Regions from separate parts of the Mus musculus genome. Here region 1 is linked to region 2. The links are chromatin loops, found by intact Hi-C in ENCODE. Cell type or tissue: heart. All regions are shown on one strand. Each heading gives the region's core, and the rest is flanking DNA. Links, peaks and the distances in the headings are about the cores only.

What was found. A loop is a pair of places that touch in the nucleus more often than their neighbours do. Peaks named below come from ENCODE experiments on the same cell type or tissue, not always from the same donor. Only the 100,000 strongest peaks of a DNase experiment are listed, where the experiment ranks them.
Region 1: it touches region 2 in a loop (2.0-fold over the local background); 1 of 42 quality-filtered maps calls a loop at or near these places.

What each region holds. Positions count from the first base shown.
Region 1 is chr2:30,774,143-30,778,526 of GRCm38, reverse strand. It overlaps Gm39783 (a long non-coding RNA gene), which reads right to left. Exons shown (of 4, transcript XR_001783261.2): 3 at 3,313-3,363. Among named protein-coding and RNA genes, the nearest start is that of Gm39783, 4.8 kb to the right of the region's middle. In heart, for the core only: a CTCF peak has its summit at 2,375 (motif pointing right); no DNase peak of the experiment used is centred there; H3K27ac peaks cover 3,082 bases.
Region 2 is chr2:30,433,231-30,437,614 of GRCm38, reverse strand. Ptpa (protein phosphatase 2 protein activator) reads right to left here. Exons shown (of 10, transcript NM_138748.5): 5 at 1,934-2,051; 6 at 1-45. Among named protein-coding and RNA genes, the nearest start is that of Ptpa, 19 kb to the right of the region's middle. In heart, for the core only: CTCF peaks have their summits at 1,303 and 1,608 (motif pointing left); DNase peaks (open chromatin) are centred at 644, 1,264, 1,654 and 1,987; H3K27ac peaks cover 498 bases.

The DNA of each region.
Region 1 (4,384 bases), core at 304-4,303, 340 kb before region 2:
TGATGCTAGAAGTGAACCTACTTCCTTTGCATACTCAGGCAGGTGCCGCACCTCCCATACAAAGGCAGTTCTTAGTGTGGCCTCAAGGCTTAACACAGCACAGTTGGAGCCTTCTCCATCTCTTCCTGAAGTGCATGCCCCAGCTCCCTGTCCGTTCCAAGACCTGCCTGCTCAAAGGTCACTCATCCCTAGCTTCTCTCCCAGGGGTCACATAGCCTTAGCCTGGCATCTCATACATCCAGACCATCAAAGTTAGCCAGCCTCACCTACTGTACCCCACCCAACCCCCGTGAGGCCTCCATATCTATTCTGCCTTGTTCTTGGCTCCACCGGGTACTGTGTTCAGCATCTTCTCTCTCCAGGGCAGAGATCTTTGAGGTTACCCTAGTTAGCTTTCGATTCCTATGATAAACACCATGACCAAAAGGCACCTGGGGAGGGACAGGTCTATTATTAATCACACTCCATCCCTGAGGGAAGCCAGGGCAGGAACTCGAGCCAGAAACCAACGCAGAGGCCATGGAGGAGTGCTGCCTGCTGGCTTGTTCCTCATCTCTTGCTCAGTCTGTTTCTTACAGCTCAGGGGTCGCACCACCCACAGTGTGCTGGGCCTATGACACCAATCACTAAGAAAATGCCCCACAAGCCAATCTTGATGTTCTATCTTCTCAATGGTGCTAGCCTACTACCTGCCCTCAGGGAAGGGCCTGTGTTGGCTGTATCACTTGAGACTCATACCTCTTCCATGAGTTTTGCTTCTGGGGGTTGGGGGGGGGGGAGCCTGTCCTAAGGCCTAGGAGGAATCCAGTCTACACTTAACTACTGTGTGTCCTTAGGCAGAGCTCCTACCTCTCTGTGCCCTGGATCCTCATGTATAAACTAGAGATCATGCTGGCCCTGATGCAGGGGCAGGGGAGACGCTCCCATGGCTCATGGCATCAGGCTCAGCATAGGCAGGTAGCTGTCACCTTCACCCTGCTGTGATGTTGATGAAGATGGAGGACATGGTCTCTCCAAGGGCATGCTGCATCTGGTTTGCTGTAGGCCTTAAGAGAATCTGTAGAGAGTACTTAGAGGGCCTGCCTGGAGGGGGTGAGGAGGTAGGGGTGGGGTCTGTGCATGTGAGTATGTGTGGAGCCAGCAGGAGAACCTTCAAAGGGGGAGGGATGGAAGGGAGGAGGGGTGGAACGGAGGAGGGAAGAGGGATGGGAGATAGGACGGAGGAGATATGGAAGGGAGGAGGAAGGAGAGGGAGGAGGGATGGAAGGGAGGAGGGATGGGAGGAAGGAGGGATGGGAGGGAGGAGGGATGGGAGGGAGGAGGGATGGGAAGGAAGAGGGAGGAGAGGGAGGAGGGATGGAAGGGAGGAGGGATGGGAGGGGGAGAGATGGGAGGAAAGAGGGAGGAGAGGGAGGAGGGATGAGAAAGAGGAGGGATGGAAGGCAAGAGGGATGGGAGGGAGGAGGGATGGCAACAAGCTGGGAAGCAGTGCCCAGCTGGCAGTGCAGAGAGGTCTCCAACACGGCTGAAGGAGAGAGCAGAGAGAGTGGCAAGAATCCCTGAGGAGACACTCTGGGTCCTGGGGGCACACAGTTTGAGTCAAGGGCTTGGGCTCTGGAGACTCCAGTTGGGGTCTGGGCTGGGGTACAACTGAAGCACATCCTAAATTCAGGGTCCTGGGATAGTGCCTGAGCTGGACAGCCAGTACCACTTGCAGGTGGTAGCTGTTCCCACACTGTCTCCACACAGTGGCCCTTCCTCTGTGGGTGTCCTGTGTTCCTCCCTTCAGGAAAACCCAATTCTGCCGGGGCTCCTCTTTTGTTTTTTTGTTTTGTTTTGTTTTCGAGACAGGGTTTCTCTGTATAGCTCTGGCTGTCCTGGAACTCACTCTGTAGACCAGGCTGGCCTTGAACCCGGAGATCCACCTGCCTCTGCCTCCCAAGTGCTGGGATTAAAGGCGTACGCCACCACTGCCTGGCTCTTGCCGGGGTCCTCTTACCATTTGAAAACAGCATCTCGTTAAGGACCCCACAGTTCAGTTTGTGCTTCTGTAACAAACACTACTGGCAGGGTGGTTTACACACCACAGATGCTGACCTTCGCTTCCCTCAGGGCAAGATAGATCTAGGCGCTAGCAGCCTTTGTGTATGGTGAGGATCTGCTCTTCTGGGTTCATTTTCTTGCTGGGATCTAATATTATGAGAGAACCAAGCAGGCTTCTTGTGGCCTCCTTCACAATGGCCATTGCTGGGGCCTGAGCATCCCACATCCAGAACTCACTACTTTTTGCTGTTGTTTAATTTTATGCTTAATAGGGTTTTGCCTCATGTATGTATATGAATCATGCAGTATCAATGGAAGCCAGTAGAGGGCGTTGGATCTCCTGAAACTGGATTTATAGATGGTTGTGAGCCTCCACATAGGTGTTGAGGTTTGAACCCCGGTCCTCTGCAAGAGCAGCCAGTGCTCTTAATGGCTGAGCCATCTCTCTGAGACCCATTCTTCGTTTTTAAAACTTGAAGTATGTGTATGTATGTGGGGAGAGGGATATGTGGATATGAGTACAGAAGCCATTGGATCCTCTGGAGTGGAGTGATCCAAAGTCCCTGGTGGTCGTGAGCCAGGGATTGAGGTACCAGGAACCAAACTCTGGTCGCCTGAAAGAGCAGCAAGTGCTCTTAACCCCTGAGTCATTTCTTCAGTCCAGGACCCTGCTTCTCAATCCCGTTCACATTAGAGACTACAGTTTAACAGGGACACAGTAGGGAGTGACATTCAGACCGCATATCTCATCTTCAAATACAGCCGTTCTTTTGTATGCTTGCTTGTTTGTTTTGAGACAGCGTCTCCTGTAGCCCAGGCTGGCCTCATATTCATTAAGTAGCTGAGGATGACCTTGGACTACCGATCTCTCTGTCTCTACCTCCTTTTCTGGGATTACAGGCAAGCCCAGCTGAGGTCACATTCTGAGTACCGGGGTAAGACTTTAACCTGTCTATTTGAGGTCCTCGTCCCCCCTTCCTGCCCCATGACAAGTCTTGGTCTAGGTTTTCCTGAAGGGGGCTTTAAAGAAAGGCAGGTGTACCCAGCTTTTTTTTTTTTTGGCTAGGATGAAGGGGACAGGTAACAGACAGCAGGGGAAAGAGTTAATGTGGACCGGTACTATCGAGCTCTGCCTGGTTGAAGCCAGGAGTCCAGCCCTTAGGGCTACCAGAGTTACCTGTTCAAAAGCCTCTGCAATGGTTTATATTGATTCTAGATGCAATATTGATAGGGTCTAGAGTCCCGGAGGAGATACGCTTTTGGACATACCTGTGAGGGATCATCTGGATTAGGTGAGCTGCCCTGGAAGATCCATGGTAACTGATGGTTGAAAGAAAAGGAGAAGAAAGCTTAAGCAGCAACAGGCGCTGCTCCCTGCTCCCTGAAGTGAGCACAATGTAACCAGCTGCCTCCAGATGCCTCTCTCAGGATTCCCCCACCACCGCTGGTTGTAGCCCTAAACTGTGGGCTAGAGTAAACCTTCCTTTCTTGAATGGTCTCTCTCCTGTATTTTGTCCGAGCAACGTGTCAAACCCACTGCCTCTCAGTACCTTGTGCTTTGCCTCCCCTGCTTATCTCTGTGTGACTGTCTAAGTGTCTGTGGGGAGGCGGGAGGTGAGATTCAGGTGAGGTGTGGGTGTAGGGCTCCCATGAGCCTACAGGGGCTGCTCCACAGTTAGCCTGCGTTATGCCACCAAGCCAAGAGACACCAAGGTGTCCAGGGTTGCCAATCCACTTCCAGCAGCCCCCTTTGAGGTCCTGGCTGCCTGTGCAAAACTTTTCTACCAAAGTCTCTCCACGATGAGTTAGAATCTTTATGGGCAAGTCTCATACAGAAATCCTGACTCCTCTTGCCTGTTGGTCCTAGCTGGAAGACCCCACTGTAACCCGATGCAGGAGTGACTTTGAACTTAGTGAGTCCTGTGCTGTGCCAGGAGGGGTAACTTCCCTTCTCCCCTGCCCCCTTTTTTTCTTCCCCTCCTGTTCCAGGTAACCAAGACTTCCACCTGGCAGAGTGGAGCTATGGTAGGGAGAAACTCATATCCACCTAGGAGGTATGATGGGGTCCATAGATAACATGACCCCAGTGCTGGGTTCACAACACTGCCGCCATGGTGGGCTTTGGGCTCAGGGTGCTGTACTTAGTTGCCTGTTCCAATCTTTTGTATTTGTTTTGTTTTCAAAGACAGAGTTTCTCTGTGTAGTCCTGGCTGTCCTGAAATTTGTTCTGTAGACCTGGCTGATCTCGAATTCAGATCCACCTGCCCCTGGCACCTGAGTGCTGGCATTAAAGGCATGCACCACCATTGCCTGGTTTCCTGTTCTAATATCTTATTAAGCC
Region 2 (4,384 bases), core at 64-4,063:
TCTTGCAGAGACAACAGAGGAAAGCAGCAAAGGCAGCCTCATGCCCTGGGGAAGAAAATGGCCCAAGCTGACATCTTCTAGAAGGCCCCCCGCACCCAACTCCCTTGAGCAGGAAGGCCCATACTGAGGTAGAGACCTCCTCCCAGTCCAGAAGACCTGAGCCTTTCAACAAGCACAAGCACTGGCACTCTTCCTGAGGGGCCTGAGGCGACTTCCTGCACAGGCACCTGCACCTTACTTTATGGGTTTGACCAATTAGAAACCCCAGCTTATTGAGCACCTACTATTTGGGCAGACACTGTCCATGCTGGATCCCAGTAACAAATGAGTCCTTGCCTCAAAGAGCTCATGATTAGTCAGAGACCACAGACATTAAATATTAAATATATAGTTACTACTTTGAGTTTAGCTATTTGGGAGACAAGTGGGTAACTGAGGCACATCCTAGGGGGACCCTAATTTCAGAGTTCAAGGTTTTCTCCTAAGGAAATAATGTTTAAAATAAAAGAGGAACGGGAGGTGGCCAGCACAAAGGAGAGTAGGAAATCATTTTAGCCAGAAGCAACAGCACACAAAGGCCACAGTAAGTAGTCAGTGTGCCTCCAGCAGAGGGCACAGAAGGCGGCTCTGACCAGATGGATGTGAACAGCCATGCTAAGAGCTTGCGTGAGCCCTGATGAGGGATCACGAGGGAGGAGGACCCTCCTCTCCTAGTCATACCCAGCAGCAGTCAGCTCTGCACAGAGCACTGGCTAGACCCTAGATCCTGTTCCTTATGTAGTAAGACAACTGGAGGGAGGTGCAGCCAGGTGTTTCAAGCGACCTCTGCAGACCAGACAGCTGCCAGATATGGATGCACACACGCTCAATTATGGTCACCTATAAATTTCCGAATGGGGTTCTGGAGAGATGGCTCAGCGGTTAAGAGCACTGACTGTTCTTCCAGAGGCCCTGAGTTCAAATCCCAGCAACCACATGGTGGCTCACAACCACCCCTAAAGAGGCCCTCACTTATAATAAATAAATAAACAAATAAACAAATGAAACTAAGCTAAAATAAATAAATAAATAAATTTCCAAATGACAGCCAGGCTACCCCATGCCCCAGAACTCTTTTCCTAGTTGGGCATTAATCAAAGCTCCCCATATCCCAGAGTCTCAGAACTGTTGTCAGCAGCAAGAGGAACAGAGGACAAAGTTCTCCAAGGCTCTGCCTCCAGGCACGCCTTCCCCAGGGCTTGCTGACACTCGTGCGCCCTCTAGCTCTCCTTCCCAACCAAGCGGGAGACAGCACATCTCTCAAATGCCTACTTTAGTGAAAAGAGGAAAGGAAGCCCTTATCACAATGGGTCTCCTGGACTATGGAGGCTATCTCAACCTAGAGACCACGTCTCTTTAAAGTCCCTGCAACAGCTTAGCCAAAATGGATGACAGAGCCAAAGATCATCAGCACAAAGAAAATGGCTGAGAGACAAGAGAGGTGAGGAGAGAGTGGGCTATCAAAGGTTTTTCTTCTCTAGGCATCTGCCCTTAGTAAGTGCTCAATAAACTATCTCTAGAGTGATGAGGCATCTAAATAGAAGCCAGCTTCACCAAGAACAGAAACCAACTCTCAGCAGTGTCGTGCCTGTGGCAATAGCACCACCTGGTGGCATAAGATAGAGCCAGCAGTCACTATCCCTCCCAACAACACTGCTGAAACCCATACATTCCCACACCCATACACCCATACACCCTACACATACACACACACACACACACACACACACACACACACACACACACACACACCCCTCCCTACTTCTCAGGGGCCTGACAAACTGTTGCTTTCTCAGAGACCCCCCAAGACTGTGTGGAGCATAGAGAAAGCAGCTCAGGCAACATGAAGAAAGCAGCAAGGTCCCCATCACCCAGAGCCCTCAGCAGCAGATACCTGTGCCATAGTCAATTCGTGTGGAGTTCCCCACAGCCTCCTTCAGGTAAACTGCCACTTCAGGCACAGCAGCAGCCAGGTGGGTGGGGACCACTGTGGCCACCAAGTTTTCTGCTTCCTGATAACATAAGAGACACACAGTGGTGGCAGCAGATTAGGCAGCACCTGGGTGAGCAGGCAGCCACTGGGAAGCATCTGCCTGGGGTCCAGGCATCGAGGCTCGCCTGCTTCCCAGTTCTGAGAAGCTAGAAAAGGGGAGGGAACTCCTAGGGTGACTTGGGAGCAAGATAAGGCATCAATGCGCCCCAAGGTCTACAGAGATTATGGGATGTCCAGCCTATTATCCCCATAGTTGCTGGGTCCACTCCCAGAGCAGTAAGCATGCAGGCTAGAGTCTGCCATGACATGCACGGGAAGGTTCCAAACAGCATTAGTTATCCCAGTCAGAACATAAAAACTCAACGACAATGTCCCAAAATAAATACACCACACAGAGTTCTGCAACACAATACTACACAACAAAGAAAAGGATCCGTCTCCAGTGACAGCAGTGAACCTGACCGACATAAGGTCAAGTAAAGGAGACTACCCAAACATGCACGCCAAACACAAATAAAACCCATGTCTGCAACAGTAATGGAGAGAGGCCGGGAGAGCAGCGTTCCCGAGCGTGCCGGGCCTGCCTGGCAGAGGGCGGGGGGTGCTCTGCAGCTTGCTTGGGTGGTAGGAGCACTGCAAACACTGACCCCAGGCTGCTGCAACTTGCTTAGCTACTGCTAGCTTTCTTCCAAGTTCTGACTTCTAACTAAAGTCTATCTTCTGAGACACCAAGGCCACGTATCACCAGAGTGCAGCAGCGGGGGGGGGGGGGGGGGGGGGGGGGGGCCCTAAGGCTGCACCCTCCCAGACAGTGGTGTGCTCACAGAGTGACAGATTAGTAAATAGCATCTCTCCAACTGGAGCTGGAGGCATCCCTGCCTGGCCTGTGAGTACAGCTGCTCTCCAGAGACCCAAAGCTCTATTTTCCCAGTGCTCCGAAGAGGCAACTTCTTCCCAAGACCAAAACCTTGGGGGCAGAGTCTCGCAGCACCCACTCTCCACAGCCCTCAAAAGCACGGGCTGGGGGGCGGGCCGCACAGGACAGAGACTTTATGGCGTTCATTAGAAACCTATTCAAAAGCATGCACATTTGTGAGTCCACAGTGTTTCCGACAGTGTTCTCCTCGGCTGCAACATGTCAGTACAGGCTCAGTTCTGAGCATACCACATGCGCCTCTGTACATGCATGCTGTTACGTGTGCCATTATGCTACACAGTGCCAACAAACGCTGACTGACACACAGGCTCAGATCCTGGGACTCTGGTCAATTATGAACTGCAGGGCTTTCTCTACACAAGGTGTTCTCTAACAGAAACAGAATGGCTCAACTACAGACAACACGGACTTCTAATGTCCCTGCTGCCAAGGTAATGGATCTCTAGATTGTATTGAGATGTTTGCCTTGTTTTTAAGGTTTATTTTATAACCGTGTGTATACTTTGTGCCATGCATGTTTTGTCACATGCATGCAAGTGCCCTTGGAGTCCAAAGAGGCTGTTGGAGCCACTGGAGCTGCAGTTACAGGGAGTTGTTAGCACTCAGCATTGGGCTCTGGGAACTGAAGTCAGGCTTGCTCTAAGGGTAGCCATGCATGGCTAGGCATGGTGGCAGAGGCCTTTAACTCCAATACTCAGGAGGCAGAGAAAGGAGGATCTCTGTTAGTTTGAGGCCAACCTACAGAGCAAGTTCCAGGACAACCAGGATGAACTAGGAAGACTGTCTCAAAAAATAGTAGCATGTGCTCCTAACTGCTGAGTTCTCTCTCCAGCCCCAGAGGATATTTGATTCTTTAAAAACTTCGATCTGAGTCACCAACCTGAGTTCAAAAAAATGAAAAAACCAAAATGAAGAATGGATTCTGGGAGTAAAACAGATTTTTCTAATGATGTCAGTTTGAGTCTCTGCTGCTGCAATGAACACCATGACTAAAAGAACAACAGGTTCCAGGAGTGGGGTGTTGAATCGATGGACTGGACCATGTTTTGTTGGAGACTGGGGAAGTGTTTGGAACTTTGAGCAGGGAAGACATCAAGTCTTTAGAGCTTACTGGGCTGTTCCATGGGAGCTTGAGTGAGTGTTGAAAGAAATGCAGACAGTGGAGGCCTGGCTTGTCAAGTTTACAGAGAAGCAGATTCTGTAAAGGCTGTTCATGGATAGTTTCTGGTCAGCTGCTGCTGAGCAATCAATCCACTATGATTAATAAGACATCAGCATCATAACAGACAACTCTTCTGGGAATACTTCATTCACCAGGGTCAGCAGACAGAAGCTGGGGTCCTGGGGGCAAGGCTGCATCTCACACTGGAGCTGAACTTGGCAATGTGTAAGAGTCTCCACATGGTAAGGCATGA